Linked DNA regions of Homo sapiens: region 1 is linked to region 2. A link is a loop called in an ENCODE intact Hi-C map of the cell type or tissue named here. Cell type or tissue: thyroid gland. All regions are shown on one strand. Links, peaks and the distances in the headings refer to the core of each region. The heading gives the core; the rest is flanking DNA.

What was found. Peaks named below come from ENCODE experiments on the same cell type or tissue, not always from the same donor. Only the 100,000 strongest peaks of a DNase experiment are listed, where the experiment ranks them.
Region 1: a loop joins it to region 2, with 2.3 times the contacts of the local background. A loop is called at or near these places in 6 of 110 quality-filtered maps.

The regions. Positions count from the first base shown.
Region 1 is chr11:78,652,214-78,660,127 of GRCh38, reverse strand. TENM4 (teneurin transmembrane protein 4) reads left to right here. Exons shown (of 34, transcript NM_001098816.3): 34 at 1,312-7,299. The coding sequence ends at 2,070. Among named protein-coding and RNA genes, the nearest start is that of NARS2, 81 kb to the right of the region's middle. In thyroid gland, for the core only: no CTCF peak of the experiment used is centred there; no DNase peak of the experiment used is centred there.
Region 2 is chr11:78,819,639-78,827,552 of GRCh38, reverse strand. The region is part of intron 12 of TENM4 (teneurin transmembrane protein 4); the gene reads left to right. Among named protein-coding and RNA genes, the nearest start is that of NARS2, 250 kb to the right of the region's middle. In thyroid gland, for the core only: no CTCF peak of the experiment used is centred there; DNase peaks (open chromatin) are centred at 1,922, 3,743 and 4,412; H3K27ac peaks cover 2,115 bases.

The DNA.
Region 1 (7,914 bases), core at 2,009-7,008, 170 kb after region 2:
ACTGCAGCACAGCTCCTCCTCCCTCACCAGGCTCCCTCCTGCACTCCAGAGAGCCCCGGTCTCTGACTGCCTGTCTGCCAACCTCGCCTGTCAATGAATTATTGATTTCTGCCCTTGGCAAGCATCGGAGATCTTTGTTGTTGAGCACTCCAGCTTTCGTGAAACTCTAGGAAATAATTGTTCACAGACAGGGTTCTATTAATTATAAAGAGGACTTAATTTCAGTGAGAAGCCGATAGGCCTGTTGCTAAAGCCATTTCCCTAACTTGCTGATAAGGCCCTGGAGCCTTCCTGAGTGTGGCTTCTCCAAGCTCTGTGAGCCACAGAAGGGACAGGTAGATGATACGCCAAGTTGGCAGGGCCCGACCTGTCCCCTAAAGCAGCCAAGAGTAGGGGCACCCCAGGAGCCCCAAGGAAGCACGGTGGGGCAGAGGCCTTCCTTAGAAATCAGATGTAAATGCAGTGGAGAGCAGTGAAGCAGGGTGGGAGGGTTAATAACAGTCACTGCCTCTCACCATGTTATGCCTTCCTGCCAAGAATGCATTTCTTGCCAATCCTCCATCTGACGGCATCCCACCACCCCCACCCATCCTTCAGGTCCCAACTCAAGCCTGAGCCTGTCCTCAAACCCCACCTCCTCCACCTTCAAGCCAAGATTCTTCTCAGCTTTGTTTGCTCCTTCCTTCTCCAGCAGCCCTTGAAACTGAACCTCTAGAATTGGACAGACCTGGGCTTGCAGGTTGACTTGTTATTAGTTGTATGACTGTGAGCCAGTGACAACCTCTTTGAGCCTTGGTTTCCTTAGACATGAAATTGGAATAATGACAGCACCTACCGTATAAGGTGATTGTGAAGATCACTGAGATAATGAGTGGTAATTATTTGGCTGAAACATCAAGAAATGTTAGCTATGGCTATTACTAGTTCCTCTCTTAGGCCACCAGTGATCACATTTGATTGCAATTATTGTTGTCATATCTGTCTTTCCCAACTAAATGATGAGTTCTTTAAGAGCAAGGATGATGTCTGATTCATTTTTCTGTCACCAGTGCTCACAAAACGACCTGGCACAGATTAGATACCCCCTGAACAGTTTCTAAATGGAAGGGTGGGTGGATGGATGGATGAAGGTCAGCAGATGTTCTGACCTTCTGGCGACCACCTGGATGTTCTGGTGGTCAGCGGTAGAGCTACATGCCGCAGGTTAATAAATATGTGTGGTTTTGACTTCATTATTTAAGCTGATTCTCCAGGTTCTCAGGGTTTTTTCCCCTTTGTCTTACTCTCTCTCTCACTCTCCTCCCCCATCAGTCTATCCTCGGGGTACAGTGTGAAGTACAGAAGCAGCTCAAGGCCTTTGTCACCTTAGAACGGTTTGACCAGCTCTATGGCTCCACAATCACCAGCTGCCAGCAGGCTCCAAAGACCAAGAAGTTTGCATCCAGCGGCTCAGTCTTTGGCAAGGGGGTCAAGTTTGCCTTGAAGGATGGCCGAGTGACCACAGACATCATCAGTGTGGCCAATGAGGATGGGCGAAGGGTTGCTGCCATCTTGAACCATGCCCACTACCTAGAGAACCTGCACTTCACCATTGATGGGGTGGATACCCATTACTTTGTGAAACCAGGACCTTCAGAAGGTGACCTGGCCATCCTGGGCCTCAGTGGGGGGCGGCGAACCCTGGAGAATGGGGTCAACGTCACTGTGTCCCAGATCAACACAGTACTTAATGGCAGGACTAGACGCTACACAGACATCCAGCTCCAGTACGGGGCACTGTGCTTGAACACACGCTACGGGACAACGTTGGATGAGGAGAAGGCACGGGTCCTGGAGCTGGCCCGGCAGAGAGCCGTGCGCCAAGCGTGGGCCCGCGAGCAGCAGAGACTGCGGGAAGGGGAGGAAGGCCTGCGGGCCTGGACAGAGGGGGAGAAGCAGCAGGTGCTGAGCACAGGGCGGGTGCAAGGCTACGACGGCTTTTTCGTGATCTCTGTCGAGCAGTACCCAGAACTGTCAGACAGCGCCAACAACATCCACTTCATGAGACAGAGCGAGATGGGCCGGAGGTGACAGAGAGGACCAAGGACTTCTTGCCAAAGACAGCTACTCTTTTGTGGCCGCATACCTGACTGTGTTGTACTTTTAAAAAAATGATTTTTTAACAAGTGCAGAAACAAAAAGATACTGGTTGCATTGTAACTCATGCAACATCCTTTTTTTTAGAAAAGAAAAACACAGATTTGGCCTTCGCACATTTTTTGCAAAGAACAGAAGGTATTTTTTTCTGTAGTGTGATCACAATGAAAACTTTATTGTCTTTTGTTCCCTTTTTCCTTGAGGATTTTTCCCTTGTCGTTTGGGGTATGTATCTCCTCTCTGAGATGCATCTCCTGGGGTGTGTCCTCGTCTGTCCCTAGGTACCCAGTGTGATGTGGGACATGAATGTCTGTGCTAACTTGTCTCATGTGCAACCCTTTCTTCTTCGACTGGGGTCGGGCAGGAGTAAAGGGAGTGATGGGCCAGTACAACACCCCTTCCAAGGGGGCCTGGGAGGAGGGTCTGTAGGACCTGAGGCTCCTTGGCAGGGCTCCTGCAGAAGAGTGGTGGATTTCTTCTCACCTTGTTCTCTGCCTCCAGAGGATCATAGATGGCTTCATCTTGCTCCAGGGAATTTCATGGTGTTGTTCAGCACCTTTTTTAAGCTGCCCCAAACTCCTGTTCAAGCTTTCTATTTTGATGCTGAATGAAACCCCCTACCACTTTTGCAAATCCTGTGTAGTTGTCGGTGCCACCCCCATGCTGGGATAGAGAAAGTGTCTCCCAGGTCCTTTCCCCCAGACCAGTGACATAACATCCTGGGCTCAGAGTCCCATCCTCCCGGGAGGGAAAGCACCCAGGATGCCTGTGATTGGTTGGTCCTCCATGATGTTCCTGTTCATCTCCTCCTTTCTCCCAAAGCCAGATGTGAGAACGAGCACTGCACAGCAAGCCTTCAATGTGGGCACCATGTCCACAGAACAGAAGGCCACCCATGGCAAAGGCATGGCAGTGGTGGCGAGGGCACCAGCCTGCCTTCCGAGGCAAAGCCCTCTCTCTATGACTTTGAGTATCTTCCCTCCACCACTCAGCCGCCACCACTGAGACGTAGGAATGTGGAGGGAGGTGCTTGGTGGCCTTTGATTCTGGAAAAATGCTTAACAAAAAAAGCCAGCCAAAGAGAGGAAGGCATAAGCTAAGCATCCTTCTAACCAGTTCCCAAAGTCCCATCTGCCTCCATGTACCAGCTGATCGCAGAGCTGGACTGGGGCAGGCTGGGCTTCCAGGAAATTCCTGAAGTTCTGAAACAGCTTCCCCTCTAGAGAAGCCCACCCAATGTGTTTTTTAGTGACAGGAAGAAAGGAGGGAAGAGCTGATGTGGTGTGGCCTGCCCATATCATACAACCCCACCAGGAGCAGGGCAGTTCCCAAGGTGGGTGCCCGTAGATCTGGGAGGCCAGGCTGGCATGATTCCTGTGAAGAACTGTGCCTGTGTCGTCAGGGAGAGGCCTGAGCCCTCTCAGAAGCAGGGACAGCCCACACCTGAAGAGCACGCCCAAGCTGAGGCAGCAGCCAGCAGGCTGGGGGAGCAGTGAGGGCAGGGGGAGTCACAGCCAGAGCTGGGAGCCCCTTGTTCAAGGATTCCATTCCTGGTTCATCCGCCTAATTACCATTGTCATTACCACTCACAGGAGGCTCTGGGAGATGGGAGGGGAAGCCAAATGCTTCCTTTTAAGCTGGGCTTCTTAGAAAATGGAACTTTTATGGGTTACATTTACATTAAGTGTGGAAAATGAATTCTGAGTCTGAGCTATTCCCCGTGGAAACCTTGTTGGACTGATAAGCTCATGGCACCTCTATAGCCTTACTCACATAGTCTTCAGAATATTACACAAGTTAATGAAACTGAGAAGGTCTGACTGCATGAGGATCGGAGCAGCATGTAGTCTGGGTTCTGCCTGGCAGAGGGAGGCAACCAAAACTTCTTGGGGAGAGGAGATTTCGCCTTAACGTCATCCCACTGGGATTAGAGGATGTGTTTCGCTAAGTGCTCTTCCTGTTTCCAAAAAAAAAGCCACCCTGCTGCAGCAGTGCGCTTTGGCCTGCTTGTCCACTGGTTGCCCATTGCCCCTGGATCCAGAGCTCTACTGAGTCAGATACAGTGCTCTGCAGGCCTGCTGTGGGAGGCATGAGCTGGAGATGGGGGCTCCCATCTGGCAGGATCATTCTTGGATGAGATGGAAAACAGTTTGGCCTGAAGAACACAAGTTTTGTCCTCCAGAAGGGACTTACGCCTCTCAAAATGTACTCTTCATACCAAGGGCCCTTGGGCAAAGTGCTCCTGCCCAGTTGATCAGTCCCATCCTGGCTGCCTGACATCAGTGAAGACCTGCTGGGGATGTCTGCTCAGAGGTCAGGAACGGCATGCGGTCCACAGGAACCAGCTCCCTACGCTTCCCCCACGCCCTGTCCCTCCTCCACAGCCCCCTCCCCAAAGGAATAGGGTGGACTTTTAGGGATCAAAAACAGAATTATTGGGTGTTTCATTTATTTTTTTCTTTCTTTCTTTTTTTTTTCATAGAGATGGGGTCTCACTATGTTGCCCAGGCTGTTCTCAAACTCCTGGCCTCAGGCGATCCACCTTGGCCTCCTGAAGTGCTGGGGTTACAGGTGTGAGCCACTGCGCCTGGACTGAGTGTTTGTTTCTTTAAAGGATCTTATATTTTTCCTGTGCTACATACCACCACAGCAGCCCAGCTTCTGTGGGGAGAGAAGTTGAAGGATCCCGAAGCTTTAGAAAAAGGATCTCAGCTGTGGCACAGGCAGTGTTATGCGCCTCACTGCCACATTGGTGCTGTTGTATTGAAGGTGGTGCTTCTGGCCTTGGCCCTTTTGAGTTGGTTTCCATTTGGGCTGCAGGTGACTCAGTGACTCCCTCCTCAAGCTGTCCTCCTGCTAAGACCAGCAGTCACAAACCCATGGCAAGGGTGAGTGTGAAGGCCTAACCCTGTGCCTATGTAATAGGCTCCAAGCATCGACTCCCATCCTGAGAGGACCGGCCCTTTTGACACTCACCAACCAAATCTGTTCATTCGATAGAGTGACCAGGCCTCCCTCACCTGCCCAGGTGTATGATCCTACAGTTCCTGCCTTCTCTCCTACCCCGCACAGCTGCCAACTGGTCCTACATCCTCAGCCCCTCTGCCACCACCTTAAATAGGACTTTACTGATTCCCCAACTTTGTTTTTTTGTAGGATGAGATTTCCTTTTTATCCCACCCCCCCACACCCCAAACAGACATTGCTGGAGGGCAGACTGGAGGAAGGGGAAGGCATGCAGGTAAATTACTGCCTTGTCAGCCTCTGACCCTCATCTCTCAGAATTGTTGGCTGAGAATTAACCCAAGGACCACACCAGTGCCTGATTTCTACTTAGGGAGAGAGGATTGGAAACGATCCCTAAGAAACTGACTGAGGGTGAGAATGGCCAGGAGGTGTGTGTCCAAATAACCAGGAGGGGGCACAGAAGATGATGGCAAGGCAGACTGGGCAGTGTTTTGTAGACACAGAACAAAGAATCAGAATTTGAAAAAAGAAGAAAAACAAATCTTCGCAGCTGCAACTTTAAAGTATCACCTTTATAGATGGCAGGGATTTCCATTATGCAAATGGAATCTAAGATTTCAATGTGAAATCTTAGAATGCAGTTTTACCACTTGCAGTCTTGTATTTGTGGTGGCCATGTGGTGAGGGCGGTGATGCTGAGCTTTCTGCCCAGGAGGAATGAGCTTTCAAGCTCTCAGCAGGGTGTCAGGCTTGGGGATTTGAGCATCCACTGCTCAAAGTCCAGGCTATTCTCCAGTCCTCACGGCAGCCACTAAGCCCAGGAGCCAGACCTGGCCCGGGGACACATCTCCTGAGGGATCCCAGAAAGAACCCAGTCTTTCCTTTCCCTTGGGGTCCTTGTTAGAATGAAAACCTCTCTATTTAAGGCACATCATTCCCAGCTAGGTTTATACACTTGTCTATATTTTACTGGAGGAAAGGGAATTAAAAAAGAACTCTGCAGTTCAAGGCCCTTTCATTTAACCTTCCAAAAACAGCAAACTCATTTTAAAGACTCATTGCTGAGGTGATAGAGAGAAACCTTATCCTCTCCAACCTTCACATTCACAAAAACCATCCTTGTGTACTTGACTGCCCTAGACAGTGGTGACTCTTAGGTTTCATTACGAATGTGGAATATCAGAGTGTGGGAAGGCCCAGGCGAGGGCCAATGTTGTGTTTCTTACCCCCTCTGGAATGCCAAAGGCAAGGTACTAGGTGACCTCCTGGTCCCCAAGAAAATGTGATTTATTCTGAGGGCGAACAGCCAAGGGAGGACTAGTCTGGAGCACGCTCGGCCGTCCTGGCAGGAGCTGAGCCTCAGGTGTCTGGCGGTGCCCCAGCAGCCCTGGATTCACCCAACACCAGAATCCCACTTTTCTAAATCCACCTGTTGTTCTGAGCACCTCTGAACCCGCAGCTTCGGCAAAAGGAGTCTGTACCAAGCTGCTTCTGGATGACCAACACTGGAGACTCTGGCCTTACCATGTGGAAATCATTTTCCTGAAGTCTGGAACTAATTTTGAGAAGTTTTTTTCTCAACACTTTTGTGTTTCTAACACTGTATCTTGACTGTGTAAATACCAACAAGGCTGTAAATAAATGCAGATGTAGATACCTTCTAGAAAAAAAAAAGCATAAAAACAAAACCAGAAGTGATCCCGTGTAGCCTTCGTTGACAAATAAAGACTATTTTGTGTTTACAGGTGTCTGGTGGCCTTTGCTTGGAGATAAAGGCTTCCTCTTGCCTGTCCCAGCCCCCGAGCCATCCTGGGTTTGCACTTCCCTGCTGGCTGCTATCAGGATGACCTGGGAGAGGACTCAGTCCTAGGCCCCAGGGTCCCTCTAAATCCCTCCAGGCTGCAGCTCTGTCAAGAGGGATGTCCAGAGGGTCTCTAAGACCCTGAAGCTTGACTTTGCAATTGCATGACAGGAATAAATATCACAGCTCCTCTGACATCACTAGTGCAGCGTGGCTCCCCATCCCACTGCTGCCCTCGTTCAGGGACAGGCTGAAGGGGCCAACGAACCCAACCCTCCCAGAGGAGGGAGCCTTGCTCCACCACTGGGCACACAGAGTCATCCACCATGCCACTGCCTTCCACAAGGGATGTGAGCCGTTGCACTTTAAAAATAAATGACTGTATATTCATCATACAAATAATTGTAACTACATAATACACCTTGGGAAATGAGAAAGGAAGAAAATTCCTTCGGGCTTTCCCCGCCTCTGTGTGTTCTTAATGTTGTTGTTTTTTATCTAAGGTGTTGTCATCACAGCATACGGGTAATTTTTCACCCTGCTTTTCTCACTTAACCTCATGTTGAACCTATCAGCCCTAGGAGTCAGGGACAACAGCTGGTCTCTTGAAAGAGTACACGTGCTAAGCCCAGCTCCCTGGTGTGAATGGCAAACCTTATGAAAATTCAAATAATTGTCCTTTGAGGACAGGAATTAGAATAGAAGTCCTCATCTCTCGCCCATCAGCCTCAGGACTGGTCACCACCAGGTCCTCAGGGAAGGAGCCGCAAGCTTTGGGGCTCTTCCTTCCACCCAGGCCCCTGTGGGTTTTCCAGGCCTTGCTGCCCAGACCATTGCACGTTGGTGGGTCAGTGGTCCCAATAGGCACTGACAATCTCGCTCTGGGAATCAAGCCAAATTTGGTGCAGAATGCAGCTCTAGTACTGTGTGATCTTTGGCAAGTCATTTAACCCCTCTAAGCTTTGGATTTTCCATCTATGCTGAGATTATGGTGATATAGACCCCCCACC
Region 2 (7,914 bases), core at 1,450-6,449:
GCACGATTGCATTCCAGCCTGGCCAACAAGAGCAAAACTCCATCAAATAAATAAATAAATAAATAAATAAATAAATAAATAGGCTTTGAAGGATGGATAGGACTTGGACAAGCGGATAAGTGGGAAAAGAGGATTTTCAGGTAAAGTTATGAGCAGTGGGCTCAGTCAGGGAGGCTGAAAAGGGAGTGTGGGTTCAGGTGGGGAGTAATTTGGCAGCAGCACAAAGAGGGCATGAGAAAGACCTTACTTGAAAAGGGCAATTGGATCCTTAAACTCCTGGTTCAGAAATTTGGGCTTTCTCCTCTCCAGTGTTTTCTAAAGTATAGTTCCCAAGATTATTTTAGATTATACATAGACAGACTCTATTTCAAAAATTATGTATTTATTTTAGTAAACTGGAAAAATATAGTTAGATATAGCAAATCATTATTTCATAGTGATATTGAATTTCTATGTTAAATAAAGTTAAGAAAATAAATGAATTGAAAAATGCTAAGTGAGTAATAGGACAGATGGTATGTGAATATGGCAACAGCATAAAAGCAGTACCCAAATAAGTGACTTTTAGAAAACACTGCTCCAGGCCTGGGTGGTATACTCGGATGCCTAGAAACCAGGCAGGTGACATTAGTGCAGGAAGCTACAGAGATGGCCTGTGGCTGATCATAGGGTCTGGGCCTGCCCTAAATGAGAAGAGATTATTCCCATGTTGGATCTTCCAATTTAAAAACTTTTTTTTTGTATTTAACAAGTTCTAAGTATCGAAATAGATATATGAAAGCCAACATGAAGATTTTTCTTTGACCTCATTTTTAAAAAGTTCTGGCAACTAATTCAAATTTTTGAAAACACTACATAAACAGAAGTGTCCATAGGGCTCCTGTTTGTAATATCTACTCCAGATGATAAGGGACAGTAACCCTATGGAAGGCTACTGCCCCTTATCATCTGGAGTAGACATCACAAAGGGGCAGGCCTGGAGACAGAAGTCCACTTAGAATGCTGATGCAGCAGTCCAGGCCATGAGTAACATGGCCTGGATATTTCCATTTTCCAGGTACAGTCCAAGCCAACATAGAGGTTTTTACCTGTAAGTCTCTAGGTTATCTTTATATAGTTTTGTGCATTTTCATATCTGACTATGCTGACTTAAAAGGGAGGAGACCGGCCGAGCATGGTGGCTCACACCTGTAATCCCAACACTTTGGGAGGCCAAGGAGGGTGGATCACCTAAGGTCAGGAGTTCAAGACCAGCCTGACCAACATGGTGAAACACCGTCTCTATTAAATACAAAAAATTAGCCAGGCGTGGTGGCACATGCCTGTAATCCCAGCTACTTGGGAGGCTGAGGCAGGAGACTCTCTTGAACCCTGGAGGCAGAGGTTGCAGTGAGCCAACATTGTGTCACTGCACTCCAGCCTGGGCAACAAGAGCAAAACTCCGTCTCAAAAAAAAAAAAAAAAAAAAAAAAAAAAGGAGGGGGATTTGGTTTTCTATTTGGTTTGTAAGTAGTAGAGAGCTTGGTGACAAGCCTGGATAAATGATTGGAGACTAATTAGCAGCTCCCCACACCCCACTTCCTCAGAACCTGTTTCTTTTCCTGCATTGTCTGTCATCACAGAAGAATTCAACACAAAGTGATGCTCATTAGATGGAACTCTCTAGCCAGCAGCTGAGTTGAGTGTTTTACACTGATTTCTTAAGTAATTTGTCCCAGAGACAGACTTGACATGAAGTTGGCATTATGATCAGCCGGTCACTGTGTGGGAGCAGCAAAAATGATTATTCTGGATCTGGCTCTTACTCTTACTTGACCTCCATCTTGCCCAGAACTGCTTTGCATTTCAAAAGCCTGTATATTCTTTAAGAGCTATTCAAATACTACCTCCTGGAGGACCAAGCCCTCCTCTTTGGAACTGGTCCACAAGCTCTTTTGCATTCTTGGGTAGTTTAGATCTTTCTGCCCCCTCTGGCTTGTTTTTTACAGACTTGTGTGTAAAGTCTGTCTTTCTTCCAGACGAGCGGTTCTCAAAGCCCCAGCCCAAGGATATTATCATCACCAGAGACCCTACCCCAGACCTATTAAATTGGAAACTCTGGTGGGTAGGGCCCAGCAATCCATGTTTTAACAAGCTTTCAGATGGCTGACAAGGATAAAGTTTGAAAATCACAGAGCTTATACAGGAGTAAACTAATATTTCCTGAGTATCTTTTATGTACCAGGTGCATATATATGGTGGTTTTATTTTTCACAACTGTGTAAGGCAAATAGTTTTCTCATTTCACTAATAAGTAAACTGAGACTCAGATACAGTGACTTCTCCAAATCACACCCTCAGAAGTCACACGGTTGGAATTCAGACCTAGACCGGTGTAGTGACTCTAAAGGCTAAAGCCTTCCCAGTGCTCCTCGAGAATAAGGACTATGCTTTGGATCCTCCCTCCTGACAGCTTTAACACAGTGGAGTCAATAGAGACTTGATCAACAAATCAATATTTTTGTCCAAGTGTGATACATTTGCGAGTGGCTGGAGCAGCATTTTGATTTTTGAATACTGGTAGGCATGTTTGAAAACCAGAGTTTCAGTTAACAAAGCCAAAATAGATACCAGTTGGAATGTACTGGCCCTGGCAGCATCCTCTGCAGTAGTCCTGACTCTATAATTGACTAATCTACAGGCAAAAGGAATGGGATCAGCATGTGATATAGTTTAGATGTGTGTCCCCATCCAAATTTCATATTGAAATGTAATCCCCTGGTGGCCCACGCCTGTAATCCTAACACTTTGGGAGGCCAAGGTGGGTGGATTGCCTGAGCTCAGGAGTTCGAGACTAGCCTGGGCAACATTGGTGAAACCCCATCTCTACTAAAAATACAAAAAATTAGTCGGACGTGGTGGTGTGCGCCTGTAGTCCCAGCTACTTGGGAGGCTGAGGCAGGAGAATTGCTTGAAACCGGGAGGCGGAGGTTGCAGTGAGCCGAGATCGTGCCACTGCACTCCAGCCTGGGCAACAGAGCAAGACTCCACCTCCAAAAAAAAAAAAAAAGAAAGAAAGAAATGCAATCCCCAATGTAGGGGGTGATTAGATCATGGGAGGAGATTTCTGAAAAGGGAGTGTGTACTATCCCCCTCGGTACTGTCCTCATGATAGTGAGTTCTCCCGAGATCTGGTCATTTTAAAGGGTGTAGCACCTACCCCCACTCGCTTTTGTGCTCTTGCTCCATGTGATATGCAGGCTCCCACTTCACCTTCCACCATGCCTCTAAGCTTCCAGTGGTCTCCCCAGAAGCAGATGCCGGTGTTATGCTTCCTGTACAGCCTGCAGAACCATGAGCCGTTTAAGCCTCTTTTCTTATAAATTACCCAGTCTCCAGTATTTCTTTATAGCAACATGAGGACAGACTAATACAGCATGCTTTTATTTTTTTAACCGGATTGGCAGTTGTGGTATGGTAGAAGAATCCCTAGGTTAGGTAGGAGTAGAAATCCAGATTTTGATACTGGCCCTGTCACTTATTAGCGGCATCAACTTAGGCAAGTATCTGTGCCTTCATGTTCTCATCTACGAAATGGGAAAGAACACTTTCCCTTCCTACATACGGAACTGTTGTAGGAATGAAATAAAACTGTATGTGGAAATACTTGAAAAACAAAAAGTTCTGCACTTATCAGCTATTATCAAAGCCTCCAAGCTATGAAGTAGATCCTGGTGACGTGCCAAGGTAAATTAGTTTTTTCCGTTGCAAGGGGCAAAACACAAGCAATCTCAAGGAAAAGCTGATGTGGCAATGAAGTCGTTTCTAAAACATTCCTATTGCTGGGGACGAAAATAGGCACCGAGAAGCTTCTAGGAATCCGGGCAGCTCAGGGGCCTTTCATTCATTCATTCTCTTCCTTCATGGGCTTCACTGCTGGTCTTGCTGCAGTGTTCCCGCCTCTTTCCAGGCTTCAGCTCCATTCATGAGCTTTCTCTCCTCACTCAGGACTGCTTCCTCTTCACTTTGGTTCCACCTTGACCTTAAGGACCTCACCAGCCCGTCTCTTCCTATCACACCCCTTGGCTCCTGCTCCTGAATGCTAAGTTCCCTGGGTACATTTTAGTTCAAATACTAGAGAACGGGCTCTTATTGGCCCGGAACCTCTGCCCAGTGGGCTGTGTCACAGAGCACCGTTCAGCCTGTGCCTGAGCTTGGCTTGGGTCAGGTGCTCAGCCGGGTCCAATCAGCTGTGGGCAGTGGGAACGGGGCGAGGTGTTGTCTCTTGCACCTGGGCCACCGCTGGGCAGGCGCTGAGGCCGGGGCATTGCACTGGAGCTGCTGTGGGTTAAGGGTGGAGGGAAGACGAGGCATTTCCCGGGAGCGCTCGCCTCTCCTCAGAAGGGCCTAGTGCTCTTGAAGAGCGCGGCACTTGGCTGTCTCCCCAGTACTTGGTGTGTGTCTCAGTGATCTCTCTGGCACGTGCTCACGGGGCACCGCTGGGAGACGCAGCAGAACAAGAGCCCAGAGTGTGGCACTGGCATCCGAGAGCGCTGCTGCCAACAGCCAGGAAGGAGGCTAACCTCGGGGCCGCTTGAGGCTCCCATCAAGGGATGGATGATAATGCGATACTGTTATCTCAGGAACCGCAGGGAGGGTTAAAAAGTTAAGGTAGCTCCTGAAATGAGCAAACGTCTCCCCCTCTGCCCTCTGCCCGGCCACGAACATGATGACTTCTTCTTAATTTTAACTTACAGTTTGTATTGGTTGAAGTAATAAAATGTAAATCAGCCCTTAGTTCCTATTTCTTGTCTATTGTTTTTCTTTTTTTAAAAAAAAAATTTTATCTTAAGTTCCAGGGTACATGTGCATGACGTGCAGGTTTGTTACATAGGTAAACGTGTGCCATGGTGGTTTGCTGCGCCTATCAACCTGTCATCTAGATATTAAGCCCCACATGCCTTAACTATTTATCCTGATACTCTCCCTCTACCCACCCCACAACAGGCCCCAGTGTGTGTTGTTCACGTTCCTGTATCCATGTGTTCTCATGGAACATGACGATTCTTTTCTCAGCTTTTTCATCTATATGTATCATTTTCTAAGTCCTGACAATTCAGGTTGATTCATCAGATCACAGGAGGTTAGACCTGACCAATCACTAAAGCCATCCACTTCACTGGAACACTTCCTGAGCTAGAGTGGATTCTTAGTAAATATTTACTGAATAAATTTTATAAATTTTGTAGATGAAAAGAAAGGCCCTGAGGAGGAAAGAATTTGATCAGTGTCACTTAACAAGTGGATGGCAGGAGTAGGACTAGAACCCAAGTTTCTTGAGACAGTCCAAGCAAGTTCCTTTACACCATGACTCACAGAGTCATAAGATTTCAGGCTTGGAAGATGTCATACGCTTCATCTTTAATACCCCCTGCAGTATCCCCACTAGTCATTAATTTGCTCTCTCCTTGAATACATCCAGCGACTGAAAATATATGACTTTGTAGATCACCTAGGTCATTCGTTTTAGTCATTCAGCTAACAAACATTCATTACCTGCTTTGAGTCAGATATTATTTGCCAGAGATCCAGAGATGAATAACACATTTCCTGCCTTCAAGAAGTTTACAATATTTGGGCAGATACATACATGTAAACAGAACGTAACCCAATGTAGTAAGTAGTATTCAGCTCTGACTCTTAGAAAGTGAGTAAGTTGATTCTTCTTTTGAACCAAGTCTGTTTCCCAAGGACTATAGTCCTTATTCACTGGACCCTGGTCAACCTATTAGGGCCACAAAACAAAGTCCTTATTTCACCTGATTACGTTTCAGATATTTTTAAACAGATGTCATAACCCCCTTAGTAAGCTGAATTTTCAATTCCTTCAAGAATTCTTTATTTGAAATGTGGTTTCAAGTTCTTTAATCTTTCTGGTTGTTCTTCAGTGAACACGTTCTAGCTTAACTCATCAGTGTCTTAAACGTGGCTCCCAGATGTGAACTGCTGAACTCCAAATATGGTCTGAGAGTACAATGTGGAATTCAGCTTCGTATCACTGTTTATTCTAGGCATTGTAATAAAAAAATAGAGGCAAAGGAAACAGTATGTTTCTTGGCCACCAAACGCCTCTGGAACCTGATTATTGTGGCATCCCCACTTCTCTGACCTCTTTCCTCTATTTTCCCCTTGTATTCCTGCTTTGTTTATCAATACAATAAATATTATTGAGTTCTTGGTTTGTGTTTAGCAATCACAAGACTCTTTGGAGAACCAGACATAATGGCTGTGTTGAAGGAGTTCACAGTCTTATTGGTAAAATTTGGTTTGTCCCCAAAGAAATAATTAACAAATAGCCAAGACTGAATATAATAAGGAAACAATCTTTCTCCTAGACCTTTCCTTAGAGCTGGTCTTAATAGTGGTTGGTGGACTTCTGGATATGACTGAAAACAGATCTTCCAATTCAAATGTTGGCACAGAACTGGCTTCAAGCCCAGTCTGTCAGGGGCTTTGTCAAATTTTTGTCATTGCATTGACCTAGACTGTTGTAGACTGAAGGCCTTTGAATTCCATCGTCTGCAAAGAAAGCTGGGACATCCATAGGGACCGACACATCACAGGCCATGGAACAGCTTTCCAGCACCTGGCACCTGCCCAGTGCCAATCTAGAGTGCAATGGGAGAAAACTTCTTTCAGATGTTGGCAGGAGCCTGCTTGTGTTTGTGCTTCTGGGAGACAAGTTTAATTTGCTTTCACAGCGCTTTCCCCCAGGAGAAAATTTACTCAAACACCCTGCCTTCTTCACATTCAGAAGCATTGCTTGTTTGTTTTCCAGTTTTTACCATGGGGAGTTTCCATGTGTCTTGTGTGCCTATGTGTCTGTGGGTTTACCCCCCAGAAACCCACATTTCCTTGTTTGGATTCATTTGACCAAGTCAGATTGTTTTTTAATTCATAAATGGAAGACATGTGTGACCCTTCCTTAAAACCAAAATACCAGCTCTGCCAGGTCCTGGGCCAACCTCTTTACATGCACAGCATCACCCTATTTGGTCTTCAAAATAACTCTCTGAGGTGTGTGTTACTGTTCACCCCATTTCACAAATGAGGAAAGTAATGTATAGAGATGGCTTGTCCAAAGGCATCTAGCTAGTAAGGGTTCCAGAGCCCATACTCTGGTCCAGGCCAAATGCTGCAAACTTTGGCTGCATATAGGACAGGTTCACCTACCAGATTTTCCCCTATCAGCTGTGTGACCTTGAGAAGGTGACTTCATCTCCCATTCTCTATCTAAGACTGTAAAATGGTGACATAAGTACCTATGTCTCATAATTCTTATGAAGATTAAGTTAGAATATATGATTTGCTTTTCGCAGTTCCATTTCAGGGAATGAGAGGGTCTCTGTTGGACTCTTCCTTCAACCTTGAGTTGCTGTAGAATTAAATCCCAGCTATGCTATCTAGTTTCCATTTCTTCTTTTTGGTTGCTAATAATAAATCCAGCCCTTCTATTTCAGGAGCAAAGGGGATGAAATAGGTGTAACCTGAAGTATAAATGTCACCAGCTGCAGTCAAAGTGATATATCCAGGTGGCCATCCTGGAGTTCAAGCTCCTTCTTGCCTGTAGCATTATCATCCATCCTCCTCTGGGGAAGCCAGGAGGAGTCAGAAGGTAGATCTCTGGCAATGGGTATACCTTGGTACTTCAACCAGGTGTTCCCAAAGAGTTCCTGACAACCACTTTTATAATTTAAGGAGACAACAAAAACAGAAGGAGATATTAGTAGTAAATGCAGGCTTCTATTAGCCTGGACATATCACAAGGGAACAAGACATACAGGAGCTTCTGGGAGGGAGGGATAAAGTGTGGGGTGAGCAGAAAGGAGAGAATGAGAGTGTCGAGTGGGCCTTGACCTCATTCACAAAGCTGGT